Linked DNA regions of Homo sapiens: region 1 is linked to region 2. A link is a loop called in an ENCODE intact Hi-C map of the cell type or tissue named here. Cell type or tissue: B cell. All regions are shown on one strand. Each heading gives the region's core, and the rest is flanking DNA. Links, peaks and the distances in the headings are about the cores only.

What was found. Peaks named below come from ENCODE experiments on the same cell type or tissue, not always from the same donor. Only the 100,000 strongest peaks of a DNase experiment are listed, where the experiment ranks them.
Region 1: a loop joins it to region 2, with 7 times the contacts of the local background. A loop is called at or near these places in 102 of 110 quality-filtered maps.

The regions. Positions count from the first base shown.
Region 1 is chr1:206,721,834-206,731,886 of GRCh38, reverse strand. It overlaps MAPKAPK2 (MAPK activated protein kinase 2), which reads right to left. Exons shown (of 10, transcript NM_032960.4): 2 at 3,038-3,177; 3 at 2,788-2,852; 4 at 2,412-2,491; 5 at 1,789-1,915; 6 at 1,124-1,199; 7 at 625-749; 8 at 162-247; 9 at 1-48. Among named protein-coding and RNA genes, the nearest start is that of MAPKAPK2, 42 kb to the right of the region's middle. RefSeq lists an enhancer at 8,746-9,459. In B cell, for the core only: CTCF peaks have their summits at 5,171, 5,377 (motif pointing left) and 6,161 (motif pointing left); DNase peaks (open chromatin) are centred at 5,416 and 6,116.
Region 2 is chr1:206,908,219-206,916,218 of GRCh38, reverse strand. FCMR (Fc mu receptor) reads left to right here. Exons shown (of 8, transcript NM_005449.5): 2 at 2,125-2,460; 3 at 3,177-3,290; 4 at 4,267-4,489; 5 at 5,879-6,009; 6 at 6,351-6,494; 7 at 6,699-6,757. It also overlaps the pseudogene RPL13AP8. Among named protein-coding and RNA genes, the nearest start is that of FCMR, 9.7 kb to the left of the region's middle. RefSeq lists silencers at 4,720-5,385, 6,663-6,712. In B cell, for the core only: CTCF peaks have their summits at 3,317, 3,519 (motif pointing right), 4,720, 4,925 (motif pointing right) and 1 weaker place; DNase peaks (open chromatin) are centred at 3,538, 4,968, 6,418, 6,958 and 2 weaker places; H3K4me3 peaks cover 4,879 bases; H3K27ac peaks cover 7,688 bases.

The DNA.
Region 1 (10,053 bases), core at 666-8,665, 180 kb after region 2:
CAGGACCCGGCTGGTGTGCAGTGGGGTTTGAGGGACCTTTGTTGATTGCTGAGAAGAGAGAAAAGGGGTCCGAGTGAAAGCCTGGGGTAGGGTCCTGGCTAAGACTCTGTCCTGTGGAATAGTCCCGTGAGACCCAAGGCTCCCCAGCCTGCCGAGCTTACCATGATCCAAGGGTGGTTCATAAACTCGGTGATGGTCATTCTCTGGGTGGGCTCTGTTTTCAGCAGATTCCGAATGAGCATCTTCACTGTGGGGTGGGACAGGGGGCAGTGACAGCTCAGGGGTCACTCTCCCTGGCCTGCTCCTTTCCCCAGTTTTCATGGGGAAACCAGGTTCAAAGAGGGGGTGCATGGAGGCAGGCTGCCGGAGCAACTGGCCCCAAGGACCATTACGGCTGTACCACTTGAGAGGCCCTGCACAGCCCCACAGCCTTGGCCCTGCCTCCAGCCCTCCACACAGGCAAAATGAAGCAGGACGCACCCCGCAGGCGTGGGCATAGGTGCTAACCCACAGTTACACCACGCACATGAGATGGAGGCCCATACATGTGTCTGCGTGTACACACATACACACACACACACACACACGGGCTCTTCCCCTTGTCCTGAAAGCCTGGGTTCTTACCTTCCTCTGATACTTCTGACCATTCTGGGTTGGGAAATTCATACTGGCCCATTCGGATGCGAGTCTTCATGCCCGGAGAGATGGCAAGGCCGTGGTTGGAGTAGAAGGGGGGATACCCACACAGCCTGCATCAACAGGAGGAAGGAAGTGGGAGACAGAACAGCTGTCACTTAGTGGCCCTGTACCAGGAACAGGATGAGAAACAGGCTCTTCTCCTTGTAAAGGTCACAGAGAAATCAGGGCTTATTGACACAGGCACAATATACAAAGTCAAGCCCGGGGCCCGGGAATCCAGCATAGCAAGTATCTAAGGCGCACACTTTCCAGCCCATGAGCTGGTTTACACCCGCCACTTAGCTATCGGAACTGAGAGAAGGGGCACGCAGGGGACTCCCCTGTACAAAGGGGAATGCTAACGTCTGCCTCTTCCTCTTGTCCTGGAGAAGTACAGGCCGCCCTGACTCCCTGCCCCACCCAGCCCCCTCCCCAGCACACTCACAGGATGTACATGATGACACCCAGGGACCACATGTCACAGGACTTGTCATACTTCTCTGGACCCAGCACTTCTGGAGCTGCAAATCAAAGGTCAACATGGGTGGGCCGGCCCTCAGAACCCTGTGATCCACTCAGTTTCTCTGTGAAAGATGCTCCCCATCCCAACCTTTCAGCCTATCATGAGGTGGCAGCAGTTGGGGCACAGAAGGAAGAGCCAAAGCCCAGCCCAGGGACTGGAACAGAACATCCTCCTCCATGAGGAACCTGGAACTAGGAGCTTAAGATTCTAAAAATCCTGAACTGCATGAGACTTTCAGGCCCATGCCGTTCATTTAATTTCACAGATGCTCTGAACATGCTTTGAAAGCTTCTTCCATGCCAATCAGCTGTGGCTCCAGAACAAGACCTGGGTCCAGACTCCATGGAGAATCTGATGGAAACCATGGCTCTTCTCAGAAAGATCCCAGCAGATCCTTTCCTACAATTTCTCAACTGTAGCTTCGCTCTGACAAGCCCTACTTCTCAGCAGGTCCCAGCAGAACCAGCACCAGAAGGGGCCATACAGACACAACTCTCCTAGGATTTGCGGCCCCCCAGATAGCCAAGAGGAGGGGCTGAGAAAAGTTCTGGGAAAAGCCTAGGTCCCTGGGCCCCCTGTGGACTTACCCACATAGTACGGTGTATAACAAGGAGTGGTCAAAGAGTTGTGGCTGGTGGTTTCCTTGGCAAAGCCAAAGTCAGTGAGTTTCAGGATGGCGTTGGGCCTTTTGGAGGTGTATAAGAGATTCTCAGGCTACAGAAAGAGAGACAGAAAAATAGCAACCCTGCTGGACCTGGGAGGGGCTATCAGAAACGAAAAGGATCCTGGTTCCTCCCTTCCTCTACTCATCCAGCAACCATTTGCCTATCCTGGGCACTGCCCACCACGAGGAGTGGCAGCTCTCTATGGGCAGGTGCCTGCCTCTGCAGGGTTTCCAGAGTGCCTGGAGATAACAGACTGACACACAGAACCCGCAGTAAACACCACAGGAACAGAGAAACCAAGAGTGTGACTGAGGGGTTCTGCCTGAGGAGAACCACAGGGCTGAGTGGGGCCAGAGAATGCTTCACTACTGGGTTTAGGGGTTTGCCCATGGGCAGAGAGGGCAAGGCCCTACAAGGCAGAGAATGGCATGCTCAGGAACCAGGCAGCAAGGACGCAGGGTGGCCTGGCAACCATCTCTGGGGTGGCCACAGCCCCTTTGTTGCCCCCCACAGCACTCGGGCTCAGGGTTATGAACAGCTGGCACCTTGACATCCCGATGGGCAATGTTGATTGAATGCAGATACTGGATGGCCTCACCGATGCTCTTCATGATTTCGGATGCTTCTGTAGAGGGGAGGGAAGAGTGAGTGGGAAAGAAAGTCACAAAGACACATCATTAGGCTTGAAAACCCAGTGCACCGGGTCCCACCTCTGTGCAGCCTGAGGCTCCCCACAGCCACCACCCACCCCAGAAACAAAGCCACCAGGAGCTTCCCTGGTCAGCTGAGGCACCCCTTGCAGCATGCTGGAGGGGGCAGCAGCCTCAGCACCCTTCCCCAAGAGCAGGCACTGCAAAGGCCCCCTTCAGACCCCCACTGCCCTGCCTGCCTGCACGTGCTCCCACAACAGACCCTTTCTACCTCTTTCTGTGAATGCCTGGTCTCCTCGATCCTGGATTCGGCTAAAGAGTTCTCCACCGTCCAAACTGAAATGAAGCCACAGTGAGATCCAGAGAACACAACAGCCCGCCGCCACTCTCCACTGCCCCCCAAAAAATCAAGTGTTTACATTCCAGGCTTCAGGCCCATCCCTGGGCTGTCCTCAGAGGGTAAGGTGCCTGAGTGAGGAGTGGGAACAGGCTGGGCCGGGACTAGAACAGTGGCTGCTTACCATTCCATGACAATCAGCAGGCACTTCCTCCCTGCGTACAGATTCTCGTACACATCCACGATCCGTACGATGTGCGGGCACTGGGAGGCCCGCCAGTGCAGCTCCACCTCCCTGCGGGCCTTGGGGCAGTCCTGAAGCATCTGCAGGCCAAACAGCTTTCTGAGTAACTGCGCTGTCACATGGGCCTGCTCTAAGCCCCTGGCCCACATGCCCTGACATCGCCACCGACATACCACAAACCCCCCACTCCTGCTGGCCCCCCCCACCAGCCCCCTTGGCACATTTCCTGAGGCCTCTGCAGTTCCTTATCTGCTCTATATGAAATCTCATGATGACTCTCTTGGGGCCTTGACAGCTACACTGAGATCAGCCCTCAGGCCATTCGGTCCAGCTTAGACCTGTCTCCAGCTTAGGCCATAAAGTCTACTGTGGAAGGCAGGCAGCACTCAGGTACTGGGAAGCAGGGGGTGAAGGGGCTTCGGGGAGAAAGGCAGACTGAGAAAAACCAATACAGTATTGGAAAGGGGGCTAGAGAGAAGAGAGACTCCAGAGTCCATAGGAAAAGGCCCCTCAGCAATTACTCAGACCCAGCACAACAAATCCAGAGCAATATTCTCTCTACCTCTGTAGTTGACTTCAACCTGGCAACAGATGGCCTTGGAAGTCAGCCGGATGCCAGTATGAATCCAGTTATTACTAGATTTCCAAGCTTGAGCAAGTTACTTAACTCGTCGAACCTCACTGATGCCCCTTCTTCTCCCTGGACCAATTGGCTAGGGGTATTAAAGGAGGCTGGCTTCTCACCAGCCTCAGGGGTTCAATCTTGACCTGTCTAAGCCAGTCTCATTAATTCCAGTCCCTTTGCTAGTGACTGGCTTGGGAACAAGCCTACAACTCAACTGGCCAAGAGCCTTGTAAGAAATCTGCTGCCGGGCACGGTGGCTCGTGCCTGTAATCCCAGCACTTTGGGAGGCCGAGGCAGGCAGATCACGAGGTCAGGAGATCAAGACCATCCTGGCTAACACGGTGAAACCCCGTCCCTACTAACAATACAAAAAAAATTAGCCAGGCATGGTGGCAGGCGACTGTAGCCCCAGCTACTCAGGAGGCTGAGGCAGGAGAATGGCGTGAACCCTGAGAGGTGGAGCTTGCAGCGAGCCGAGATCACGCCACTGCACTCCAGCCTGGGCAACAGAGCGAGACTCCATCTCAAAAAAAAAAGAAATCTGCTAAGAGGCTTCTTAAAGGGAGCACAAGAAATGTACATCATCTCTCCTGCATATGGCACCTGGGACCATGACAGTCACATTATTACCAGTAAGGGGGGCCTAAGAGGATAAACCAATGCACTGAGGAAGGCAACCAGGAGAAATGGCAATCACCTGGATCCTCGCTGCCATCACCAGGGATCCCTCAGTACTTCTTTTTGACAAGATAATAAACTCTTCTTACTGTTTAAGCTGCTTTTCATGAAATTGTCTATTGCTTGGAGCCAAAAGCATCCTGATCTACCCTTCCTTTGTAAAGTGGGGATGGATAATGGCTTCTGTTTCACAGATTTGTTGTGAGGATTAAATGAAATATTTCCACAAAGCACCTCACAGAGTATCTGACATGCACTCACTAATAGCTGTCATTTTTATCACCAATTGTCTAAGTGCAAGCGCAGGTGCCAAAATAATTAAGACAAGGACACTCACAGATTTAGCATCTTCATGGGAAGTCAAGATGAGCCCTACACAGTCCACACTCCAACTGCTTTGGACATTCAGAGGGCTGGGGTGTCCAAGAGACATGCTGGGAAGGAAATGGACAGGCAGAGGGAAGGCATGAAGGCAGAGGGAAACGTGGGAAGCAGGTGCTGACTGACCGAGATGGAGTGGAGCTGGGGTGATACAGCAGGGAGGCCTAAGAACCTGCTGGAAAGTGTCTGAAGCTTGCAAATAAGATCAGATGGCCATGATGGAGCCAGCTTGCAGAGGGAAGGGAAGGACAAATGAGCATTTCCAACAAGAATGCTGGCATACATTTATGCTATGGCCCATGATATGTTGGGTTTTTCCTAACTGTACATTTGCCATTTTACAGGATGGGGAAGCTGAGGCTCAGAGAAGTAGCATGCCCAAGGCTAAGTTTCTGAGAAAAGGCAGAGCCAAGGTTGGAATCCAGGCCTGGTAGACTCCAAAGACCAAGTCTTTCCACCACACCACCCAGCTTTTAGAGGAGGCTGGAAGCCAAGATTTCTCAGACTGACTTTGCAGAGGCAATTCCCCAAACAGGTGACTAGAAGGAATCAATGACTAGATAACTCGGTCTCTCCCATGGAGTAACAGGTGGCCGGAGCCAATAGTTGCAGGAGGCAAGGTTCCCAGGAGGTCACACTGCCACCTTGTGGCCATATGAGGACACCTCATGGGTCTTGAGTTCTGCCACTTTCAACTTCATTAGGGTTTGTTTGTTTCTGAGACAGGGTCTCGCTCTGTTGCCCAGGCTGGAGTGCAGTGGCACAATCTTGGCTCACTGTAACCTCCGCCTCCCGGGTTCAAACAATTCTCCCACTTCAGCCTCCTGAGTAGCTGGGATTACAGGTGTGAGCCACCACGTCTGGCTAATTTTTTGGTATTTTTAGTAGAGACCGGGTTTCGCCATGTTGGCCAGGCTGGTCTCGAACTCCTGGTCTCAAGTGATACCCCACCTTGGCCTCCCAATGTGCTGGGATTACAGGTGTGAGCCACCATGCCCAGCCTTCAACTTCATTCATTTGGATGTACCAGGAAAAAAGTTTACTTTCCCATGCTCTAAGGGGAGCAAGAGAAGGCACTGGCCAATTTCCTTTGTATATAATTCAATCCAGCAAGCATTTACTGAGCTCCTACTATGGGCCATGCATTGCACTGAATGTCAAAACCAAATAGAGCAGTCCTGATCTGGAAAAGCCTAGGCTAGTGGGGGGCAGAAGAAGATATGAGGGGAGACACAGAAAATCCTTAAAATCCAGTGAGATTACATGCTGTAAGAGTGCTAAATTCAAAGGGTTCAGGAGGAACAAGGTTTCCAGAGCAGCCAAGCAGAAAGAACCTCGATCGCCCCCTACAGGCACACAGGAACTGGAGCCCAGAGGAGAAGAATCAAAGTTGTCAGATTTACTCAGAAGCAATGCCTGGTTGTAGAGTTACAATCAGGGAAGACTTGGCCCAGTCTGAAATTTGTCAATTTCTTCTTGCACAGCCTCACAGAGAGGTCTACCTTTCAGAGCCTGTGCCACATGCATTTAGGAGCGATGATACCTGCCTAGCCTCCCCCTCATAGAAACATTATGAGCATCTAATGAAATAATACCTCTAAAAGTGCTTTATTATCAGAAAGGCATTCATCACTGTCAACCAGTACCATTAATGCCACAGTACAGGGGGGTTCCTCCGTCACCACTGAGTTGAGCTTGGAGCATGTGGATGTAACCAGCACAAGTTATCACCAAGATTGTAGGCTGGGTTTCTGTCTTCAGCCCAGTGACGACCACCAGGACATCTGCCAACCAGAGCTGTGCTAAGTGAGGATGCACCAAGATCCAAATCTAAATGCATGCTCCTTAGCACCCCCTGAATTCCAAGCGCTCACTGCAACTTCCGCACTTTCTGCCCTGAACACGTTAGGAGTGCGTGGCACAAGGCAAAGGAGAGTTTGTGCAAGAAGGGCTAGGTTCACATCACACTTCCAGACTTGCACAAACTCTCTACCCATTAGAGGAGACGGATGTAGCACAGTGAACCTAGGCTTTGCAATCGCATGCATTTTGAATCCCAGTTCTGCACTTCCTAGCTTGTGTCATGCAAGCCCACCTATCTTTCTGGAAAGGGTTTCCTCATCTGTAAAATTAGATTCAACTTCGTGAAATAATATCCTTGAAGGTGCTTCAGAAACTCTATATAGGGTAGTTTCCACTTTGAAAAAATTTACCATTTTGCATATTTATGCCTTATCTGCCCAACCTAACTGAGTTTCTAATGGGCAAGATCTAATTTGATTTCTGTTTACTCCCTCCCCTCTTCCTTCCCTCACCTAGTGGTTAGGAACTTCTGAGCTAACACCCCCTCATTCTGTTGCTTCTTCTCCCTACTAAACTCTCTCCCCCAGTGACTGAGGGTGAGCTGTCCTTTCCATCCTGAAATAAATTGGAAAAGGTAGTATTTTAAATTTCTTAGAGAAACTTAGCAAGAATTTCCCATGAAGACTGGTCATTGCACATCCTGCATTTGTATTCCAGAACTTAAATTAAATTTAACAAAAAAAAAAAAAAAAAGGACTGGTCATTGACATCCATCCAGGCACATGTTTATCAGAAATCCCTGACTGGATAAGAAAATCAACCCAAGCAATGAAAGCCCTTCAGATGGGCGAGGCAGGCTGGCTGACGTCCTGGGGGCACAGCCCTGAAGTGCCAAAGTGGCTCTGTGGACAAGTGTGGAGCGCAGAAGGCCTGGAGAGAGGAAACCAAGAATGTGCTAATCTGGAGTACAGGGCTAAGTAAAGAACAGCAGGGGAGGTGGCCTGCACTCCAAGCCAAAGAAGAGACAGGGAAGGAAAGCAGGACTCCTAGGGCACTGCCAGAGGCCACCAGCAGAGCGAGGCGGCAGGTCCACCCAGAAGCCAAGGCCCCTGCTCCTTGGGCATGGGCATGGCCATGGGCAGTGAAGGCCAACAGGCCCTGAACCATGCTCTGAGGACTGGAGACTAGAAGAAGGAAGGGTCTTCCCACTAAAAAGCCATAGATCATTAGTCAAAGAATGCCTGGAGGAATTGTGAAATATTTTAAGCCCAAACTAAGCCCCGGTCCAACATTGTGACTCACCTCAGCCCCACAGTTTGTGCCTGAAATTCTCTTACACGTAGAAAAGGTTAATGATTGCGTGTGCTCAGCTGCAACGCCACAGGCAAGGCCCCCTGCCAACTGTGGCAGGGGCAGGGGCCCAAGCCACAGAGCGCATTGCCTGGGAAGGAAGCTCTAGGACAGCGGCAGTGAGGGAGCTGCGGGAGCTGCCTAAATACAGTCCCATGCCTCTCTGTCTCTTCCAGCACCTGAGGGGAAGAAGGACAGGACCCCTCCCCCTATTCAAGGTATGCATGGTTCCCCTCATCTCCTCCTGCAAGTCTGCCATTGTGGAGCCACGTGGAAAGACTCAGGAGTGGTCAGCATTAGAAGCCTGGCTGAGCCAGAGGACAGGAAAGCAGCCGGCACCCAGGGCCTGATGTGCCACTCGTCAGCAAGGTGGACATGAAGACAAGACTGGGAAGGAGCAGGCCCCAGGCCCTCAGGAGGACCCCCTTCACAAGCGCCACTGCTCACTAGCTATGTGAACTGGGAAAAGTTTCCAACCCCTTTGTGCCTTGGTTCCCTTACCCATTAATAGGACAGTAATAGTCCCCACCTCATGGGCTTGCTATACAAGATGAGTTAATAGATGTGCATGATGTAAATAACTAAGAATAACGCTTGGCACGTAATAAGTACTGCATCCGTGTTTGCTATTATTATTCTGCTCCCCACTCCCCATGTGTTGGAGTCCCACTGGGGGGGGCAACTGGGATTCCATTACACCCATTTCAATGAAGGTGTTATTAATAGCTCTGGGCACTGGACAGACGGGGGACCCCAGGACACGGGGAGGAAAGCAGGCTGTGGCATCCCAGCCCTGTACACTCCCTCACTACACCACCTAAGCTGGGCGCATGTAATGAGAGAAGGAAGACATCCCTCCCCAAGACAGACTCTGATTCAGCGCCAAGAGCGATGCAAAAGGCTGATTCTGGCACCAAGTGTGTTGTGGGTGTGTGGTGCGGTATGTGTTGGCAAATAAGACCTCCTCTTCACTCCCAGGAGGCAGCTGGGGGTCGGGGGAAAGCCACGTGTGTCACACACTAACCCACCGTGCCTCCAGGCCAGGGCCACCCACTCTGGTTCCCGGACCACCGGCGCCTCTGCTGCACCACATGGAGGATGGCTGGCCCGGGTGCTCTGAGGGGTGTAAAGGAAAGAGGACTCGGGAGGGCAGCTGCTGCAGGTGAGCCTCAGCAACCTCTTAGCAAGGTGCTGGAGCAGGCTGCAGGCCGAGGGGGGCTGGCAGTGCTCTGTGCTAAATGGCTGCTAAGTACTGTTGGCCCTTGAACAACCCAGGTTTGAACTGCGTGGATCCATTTATACAGGGATTTTCTTCCACTTCTGCCAGCCCTGCAGCAGCAAGACCAACCCTTCCTCTTCCTCCTCCTCTTCCTCAGCCTACTCAAAGTGATTTTCTTAACGATGCTTATTTTCTTTAGCTTATTTTATTCAAGAATAAAGATATAATACACGCAACAGACAAAATATGTGTTAATCAACTATGTAATCAGTAAGGCTTCGGGTCAACAGTAGGCTATTATTTAATAGTAGTTCTAGGGGAATCAAAAGTTTTCTTTTGTTTCTTTGTTTTTTTTTGTTTTTGTTTTTGTTTTTGAGACAGAGTCTCGCCCTGTTGCCCAGGCTGGAGTGCAGTGGCACGATCTCCGCTCACTGCAAGCTCCGCTTCCCGGGTTCACGCCATTCTCCTGCCTCAGCTTCCCGAGTAGCTGGGACCATAGGTGCCCACCACCACGCCTGGCTAATTTTTTCTATTTTTAGTAGGGACGGGGTTTCACCGTGTTAGCCAGGATGGTCTCGATCTCCTGACCTCGTGATCCGCCCGCCTCGGCCTCCCAAAGTGCTGGGATTACAGGCATGAGCCACCGTGCCTGGCCTTTTTTTTTTTTTGAAATAGAGTTTCACTCTCATTACCCAGGCTGGAGTGCAATGGTGCGATCTCGGCTCACCGCAACCTCCACCTCCCGGGTTCAAGTGATTCTCCTGCCTCTGCCTCCCGAGTAGCTGGGATTACAGGCGTGTGCCACCATGCCCGGCTAATTTTGTATTTTTAGTAGAGACAGGGTTTCTCCATGTTGGTCACGCTGGTCTCAAACTCCTAATCTCAGGTGATCTGCCCAAC
Region 2 (8,000 bases), core at 1-8,000:
GACAGGTCACCTTTCCATTGCAATGTCTAGTTGTGAGGCTACCTCATGACTCAATTTCCAGTGGGTTTAAAGCAGTGCTGGGTTTTTCATGTGAGGGTTTCCATGTCAGAACTCGTGGTTTTGGCTGGTCCATCTGCCTGTCCCTACCATGTTTACATCAGCTACACTTTTAGATCTCAATGTCCTCCTGTACGTCCTCCCTCTCCAAATCTCCCCACCTGCCCCAACCCCCTTTCCCCCTCCCATGATTGTTTTTACCTCTCTACCGTTGTCAGAATTCTTCCCTTTGCCCAGAGTGTCTTTATCCCAAAGCCTCAAGCCCCACCTCTTTCCTAAGCTATACCTGACTCTTGTTTGACTAAACTCGATAGTGCTCTTCTTAAAGTGTGCCCTGTGGATAAATCTCAGTACGTTTGCAAATGTCTCTCCGCCCATGGACATGCTATGTTCTCTCTCATATCCCGGACTGTTAGGGGACTGTTCTGGCTATTTGGAAGAATCTCTTCTCCCCACTTCAGGCTTCCAGCCCCACCTCGCCACACACACACAACTTTACCCTATGAACTTTCTTCCCAGAAATATGCAGACACTTATGGGATCCGCTTAGTTGGCAATTAGTCAGACACGGCCTTACCCTCTTCTGTAGCTGGCTCAAGTGCATTAGACCTGACCTCTGTCACTCAAAGCATAAGCTTTATGATGTCAGGGATTCATGAACCACATCTTTTATCCCTCCCCAGCACACATACAGTGTGTGCACACCTATGCACACATACACACACACCCTCACTTCCCCTCCTATGTCCCCTGCCTCCATGATGAGCATCGTCACGCTCTCAGTTGCACTCCATACCCATTCCTTCAGGTCACAACTCAGACGTCACTTATTCCAGAAAGCCCTCCTCCGACCACGCCACCCCCTGCAACAGCCTACATCAGGCGCCCGGGTTTGCTCCTTCCAGGGAACCCCATGCGATCTCTCTCATGGGATGTATTACACTGCTCACTGGCCATTGATTGGTATCACTCACTAAATGATCTGTGACTGAGGGAGGGATGCCGGCTGCTTTACTGTCACAGGAAAGGCATTCAATAAACGCTTGTTGAATGATTTAATAAATAGAGCTGTGGATGAATGGCTAGATGGATGCGCCTGAGCGAAACCAAACTGGAAAGGAAAACCTGTTGCAACATAACCGCACCATGCTCCCAGCACCACACTGAGGTCACGTGGGGGCTCTATGCTGTTTGGGGTCACCTGAGGCATATTATGTCTCTTTGGAGTGAGTGATATACTTTTGATTATCATCTCAATGGTTTAGTGTCTGGGTCCTTATGGGTTTGGGTTTGGTGGTGAGGCCAAAGCTGGGGGTTAAATTAAGGTAACGCTAAGGCATAGGATTGGGGGTGAACATAGAGCTGGCCTGAGGTTGTGAATAGGGTTGGGGATGGGATGAGGCTGAAGTTGAGACTAAGGGTAGAAATGAGAATAAGGGTTGGGCGTGGTGGCTCAATCCCAGCACTTTGGGAGGCCGAGGCAGGCAGATCACTTGAGGCCATGAGTTCGAGAACAGCGTGGGCAACATAATGAAAACCCCATCTCTACAAAAAAGACAAAAATTAGCCAGGCATGGCAGCATGCACCTGTAGTCCCTGGTACTTGGGAGGCTGAGCTGGGAGGATTGCTTGAGCCCAGGAGGTTGAGGCTGTAGTGAGTCATGATCATACCACTGCTCTCCAGCCTGCGTAACAGAGTGAGATCCTATTAAAAAAAAAAAAAAGAAAAGAAAGGAAGGAAGGAAGGAAGGAAAGAAAGAAAGAGAAAAGAGAGAGGAAGGAAGGAAGGGAAAGAAAAAGAAAGAAAGGAAGGAAGGAAGGAAGGAAGGAAGGAAGGAAGGAAGGAAGGAAAGAAAAGAAAAAGAAAAAAGAAATGAGGATAAGGCTGTGGCTAAGGACAGGCTGAGGCCAGGCTAATAATTGGGACAGGGCTGGATCTGGGGATGAATGTGAGGTTGGGCTGGGGCCTGGGCTAGGGTTGGAGAGACGGCTGGAGCTGGGAAGTAGATGGGGCTGGGATATAGTTAGAGATGGGGCTCCCTCTGCATTAATCTCCTCTCCCTGCAGTATCGGGGGCCCTGAGGATCCTCCCAGAAGTAAAGGTAGAGGGGGAGCTGGGCGGATCAGTTACCATCAAGTGCCCACTTCCTGAAATGCATGTGAGGATATATCTGTGCCGGGAGATGGCTGGATCTGGAACATGTGGTACCGTGGTATCCACCACCAACTTCATCAAGGCAGAATACAAGGGCCGAGTTACTCTGAAGCAATACCCACGCAAGAATCTGTTCCTAGTGGAGGTAACACAGCTGACAGAAAGTGACAGCGGAGTCTATGCCTGCGGAGCGGGCATGAACACAGACCGGGGAAAGACCCAGAAAGTCACCCTGAATGTCCACAGTGGTAGGTTCCTCCGCTGATTGGAGGCTCAGACTACCCAGAAAATGTTTCACTTGGGAAGATTGGAACAGCCATCTAACTGTAACAGTCTCCTAGACTCTTACACTGTTGCCATATAAGCCACATAATGATTGAGATCCATATGAAACCTCATAGTCAATTACCTCCATGGTCCACACAATTTTCTACCCAACATGTATGAAAAGAACAAGATAGGTGCTCTCTTTGTATTGTTCATCCTACCCAGGGCATGAGGGGAGTAGAGGCTTGAGATTGAGGAGAGGCTCTGAGATGGAGGAAATTGGAAGCAAAAGGAAATAACTATCCAACGTAATTGTCCCATGAGAAATAAAGGAAAGACACTAATTTATCCAGCCACATTTATAGGCCAATCTTATTACTCTGTGACCTGATCCTTTATTTCTCTGGAACCCCGCCTTTCTCCTTTCCTCCACTGAGTTCCCCACACATATGCAGCAGTAATTCAACAGCCTAGAATCCCAATGACCTCTGCTGGTTTTGCAGGGAATGTTGACTGGACTAGGGGAACCAGTATTTCCTCCAGGGAAGCCCCCAACCCAGCTCCTTCTCTGCTTCTTTCAGTGGACCCTGCCCTCATCCCCTCACTGTCATCCACTTTGGCTGAATTAGCTTCAGTTTACACCCAAGCCTCAGTCTCCCCCTAGAGACCACCAACATATTCCTCTTCCTTCCAATAGAATACGAGCCATCATGGGAAGAGCAGCCAATGCCTGAGACTCCAAAATGGTTTCATCTGCCCTATTTGTTCCAGATGCCTGCATATGCCAGTTCTTCCAAATTCGTAACCAGAGGTCAGTTCACCATAGCAAGGGTAGGAGAGGTGGGTGAGATGCTGTGGCAATGTGAAAATGGAGGAGGGGGTCTATGTTCAGTTCATAGAGTGGCTGGCAGAGCTGAGCTGAGTCTTAGGTGTGTATTCCCTGCCTTTAGAGAGGGCACATACCTCCCTGAGATCTGCGGTCCATATCCTTCAAGCCTGTCCGACAGTCAGGTCCCCTGGTCCTAGCTGCAGAACTTACATATTACCACCAGGTGGCACCACAAGCAATGATGTTTGTGCTCCACTCACAAAATCTAGCTCTTTTTATGAATGACTGCGGAAACCAAGACTGGGCAGACATTTCCCAGCTGGAGATCATCATGTCTCGTGCTTCCCGTAGGGCTGTCTTCTACCTGCTGGCATCTAATGATTTTAACTCTATTTTGCAACTAAAAGATTAAGGATGTTCATACTAATGATACCTTTACATTTTGATATCATCATCCAGTTTTAAATGCATTTTGACATGCAATATTTCCATCATATTATCCCATATGCCTATGAGGTAGACACATTAATTGAACATTATTACACTAGGTAACCCTGCTGAGAGCCAAGAGGGATAGTGTAATTGAACAGATCATGTAGCCAAGGTTGTGACTGATAGGTGTGAAATGGGGGAGAATAGATTAGCACGCAAATACAGCACAAGGCAGATTGGGAATAGAACTACAAAAAAGGTTTTCCCCCTGCTCAGAGGGGGCAAGCTCTTCTACCTGGGAAGTCAGGGAAGGCTTCCTGGAAGAAATGGTATTTGAAGCAAATATACTTGGAATTGAGTAGGCCTAGATAGCATGTTAAAAAGGATTTTAGGCCCTGAGGACTGCAAGAACAGAAGTAGTCTGTATAAAAGGGAAGGGTATGTTGTGGAAAGAGGTGGTGACCTAATCCTGTTGGAGAATAGAGTGTATAAAAGGAACATCCCTTTTTCCTGCTACCTCCTGCAGTTACCACACCAGCTCAAAGGGGCAAGGTCCCTCCAGTTCACCACTCCTCCCCCACCACCCAAATCACCCACCGCCCTCGAGTGTCCAGAGCATCTTCAGTAGCAGGTGACAAGCCCCGAACCTTCCTGCCATCCACTACAGCCTCAAAAATCTCAGCTCTGGAGGGGCTGCTCAAGCCCCAGACGCCCAGCTACAACCACCACACCAGGCTGCACAGGCAGAGGTAAGAGACCACTGTCCAGGATCTAGAGTTAGGCTAGAATTAAGAGATCCACTGAAACCCACTGCAATGTCCATTATTAGACACCCTCCTTGGCTTTGTCTCTAGGCCACTGTGAAATATACCACCTATGAGTATAGCTCATTAACTCATTAGTTCCTTTAACAAAAACACACTTGTCAATGCCCCAGCATTGATCCTGTAGAAAGAAGTGAGACCCAGCTCTTCCAGTCACTTAGATTCATTCAGATCTATTTTTATGGGGAAGAACTAAATGAGAATAAAAATAAAATTAACTATTAAACTAGTAATATAAAATTACTTTCACCCATTTCCTTTTACTGTTTTAATGTGGCTACTAGGAAATTTAAAATTACATATGTGACTCACATTTCTCCTGGACAGCACCGGTCTAAAGGCTGGGGTGCAGTCCAAGGAAGTACTGCAATATACCACTAGGGGGAAGCATTATAGCAGACTCCAAAAAAAAAAAACCCTATAATAATCAAAATTGGTTTTGCATAAGCAAAGACAAAGGTGATAGTGAGAAAGAGGACCTCCAAAATCATTTGGGTTCTATAGGTAGGAGAAACTGGGGCCATGAGAACCAAGTGGTTTCAAACAGAACCAGGACTCTTGCTTCCTACCTATTAGTAGGGAAAACATCAAGGTCAACCAGCATTTTCTTATTCTCTACTATGTGGCAAGCATTGTGCTATGTCCTGAAGATATAAGAAGATGACAATATGCAATATCCAGATCTTACTAACATAAGTCTGACTTGATAAAGTCTGAAACAGGCATGACCACAGAATTGGAAACCCAAAGCGCACACACACACACACAAATCTGGCTTACCATAATTAGGAAGAAAAGAGGACTTACACAATGTCCTTTAAGAAAAGTAAGATTTCAATATGCAGAGAAAATTGAGGGGAAAACTTCTAGGCAGAAGGAGCACTATGAGAAAAACATCCTTTCCCCCACCATTATAAGGAACTAGCCCAGTCAATATCTGCAATAATCTCGTGAAGAAACTAAGGTGCTGAACACCGGAAGGTGCATTAAATTCTTTATATCCACTCTTATTTCATCCTCATAACAGTTCTGTGAAATAGATTTTACTATACCTATTTATGGAGAGATAAGGCTCAGAGAGGTTAGGAGACTCGTTCGAGATCACACAACCAGTAAAAGGCGGAATATGAATTTGAATTCAAGTTTCGTGACTCCATAGGCAAGTCTTTTTGAGGGGGGAGTGGAGTGAATTCTGTTAACAAAAGGACAAACCTGTAAGTCATCTCCAAAAACGTTGGCTACACAGGAGCAAGCCCTCAACCTACCTCCTTTAATAATCTCTTCCTCCCTCTCTCCCTTTCCTTCCCTCCCCAGAGCACTGGACTATGGCTCACAGTCTGGGAGGGAAGGCCAAGGATTTCACATCCTGATCCCGACCATCCTGGGCCTTTTCCTGCTGGCACTTCTGGGGCTGGTGGTGAAAAGGGCCGTTGAAAGGAGGAAAGGTGAGCGGCTGGGCTTCGGTAGGGAGAGCTGAGCTGCCCAAAGAGCCCACAGCGTTCAGAACCCCCTTTTGAACTTCCATGGGAAACTCGGAGCTTTTGATGAGCAGCCTGGGGTGTAGGGAAGTTAGGGAAGTGGGGGCCACTGGTCTGAGGAGGAGAGCGGCCTGGGCCCTTTGGTCTTCAGGGCAGGGCAAGGCCGTGCCTCGTACATTCCCCACGCTTGGAGCATCTCCAGGTCAGACACTGCCAAGCCCGAGGGAGGAGGCAGCCTTTCGTTTGGGGAGGGTGGCACGGGCCTCTGATGCCATTTTCCTCCCTCTTCCCGTGGCTTTGTGGGGAAGCCCTCTCCAGGCGGGCCCGCCGACTGGCCGTGAGGATGCGCGCCCTGGAGAGCTCCCAGAGGCCCCGCGGGTCGCCGCGACCGCGCTCCCAAAACAACATCTACAGCGCCTGCCCGCGGCGCGCTCGTGGAGCGGACGCTGCAGGTGAGCCGCCGGGCGGGCCACGGGGAGTAGCGGAAAGAGTGCGCTGGCTCCGGGAAAGCCGGGCGCAGCGGGGCGCGCTCCCAGGTGCCAGGGCTTCCCACAGGGTGGAGCTGGGAGTGGGGCGGGGGTGGAGCTGGGAGTAGTAGCATGACGGTGGGGCGGGAGCCTCGGCCGCCGCCTCACCTCGCCCTCGCTGTTCCCTAGGCACAGGGGAGGCCCCCGTTCCCGGCCCCGGAGCGCCGTTGCCCCCCGCCCCGCTGCAGGTAAGCTCCGCTCCTGCCCTGATTGGCAGCCGCGGCCCGACTGGGCGGCCCCAGCCCTGGGCGGGGACCCGAGTGTGGCTTCCCGCGCCGCCGCCGCCGCGATCCGGAGAGCGGGTTTCCCAGCAGCTCCTGGGCCCTGAGCCGAGGAACAAGTTGTTTTAGTTTCCTCCTTGTTTGGTGTCAGGAGGTTGAATACCGGGAACTGTAGAAGACCTGGTTCCGTGGCTTCTAGCCAAGCAGTTGTCACGGGATACCTGCGTGCTGGATGCAGCTGGCTTAGCAGAGAATGATAGGTGGCAGCTCCACAGTTATGTGAAAGGCTTTCTCGTGGAGGAGATTAGATTTCTAGGGGGTCCTAGGGAGGTGGAAGCTACCTAGACAGTTCACCTTCCTGTGCGCGAGAACTTTCTAGTAAACTCTCGAAGATGAGAGGAGGTAATTTACCTTTCTCTGGAGGCGGTTAAGCTTGGCTAGAGGATGACTTGGGAGAGATGTAGACAGGGTTCAACACCTTGAGTGAGGAGGATTCATCTTTAAATCTAGAGTGGATGGAGGGAACTCGCGTTTCCACTCAGGGCCACTGATGGTTGGGTAGAAAGCCTTTATCCGTTCATCTTTAAGAATTGAGATGAGAAAGCTTTTTATTCTCTAAAGCAGCCTACAGTGTCCAAAACACGCAGAGCCCAGAATAAAGCTTTTTTTAAAAGGGTGTGGTAAAAATCCCTGTTTTTTTTTTCTTTAAAAATAATTTATTTGATCCTGATTACAAAATACAGGTGAGGAGCACAGGCAATTCCTGTAACCCCTTGGTCGCACATCTTCCCAGTCTATGGTTCTATAAATACCCTTTGTACAACAGCAAGCTCATGTTGTCCCCAAGCGCTTGCACATTCTAACAGCTGCAGAGCTATATTACCAGGTGGAAAGTTAAACAGACGCCCCACTCACAAGGTAGGGCCCCTCCAATTAGTCTTCCGACTCCTTTTTGCTAATAGTAACTGGTTGCTCTTCCTATTGGTCATAGATAAATTACACCTGCACAATTCCCTGAGTGCTTTCAAGTAACCTCAGAAAGCAGTGACTAAGACCCTTTCCTTGCTCCCAGCTTCCTATGTCCCAGGCTGCCTGTGGCACCCGGACTGCTGCTGCCCCTGGGTCCCGCACATTCCAGGGCGACGATGGAGGAAGGGCAGGCCAGGCCAAGCATGAGGAATTAACAGTCTTTATTGGGCTCAGACCAGGA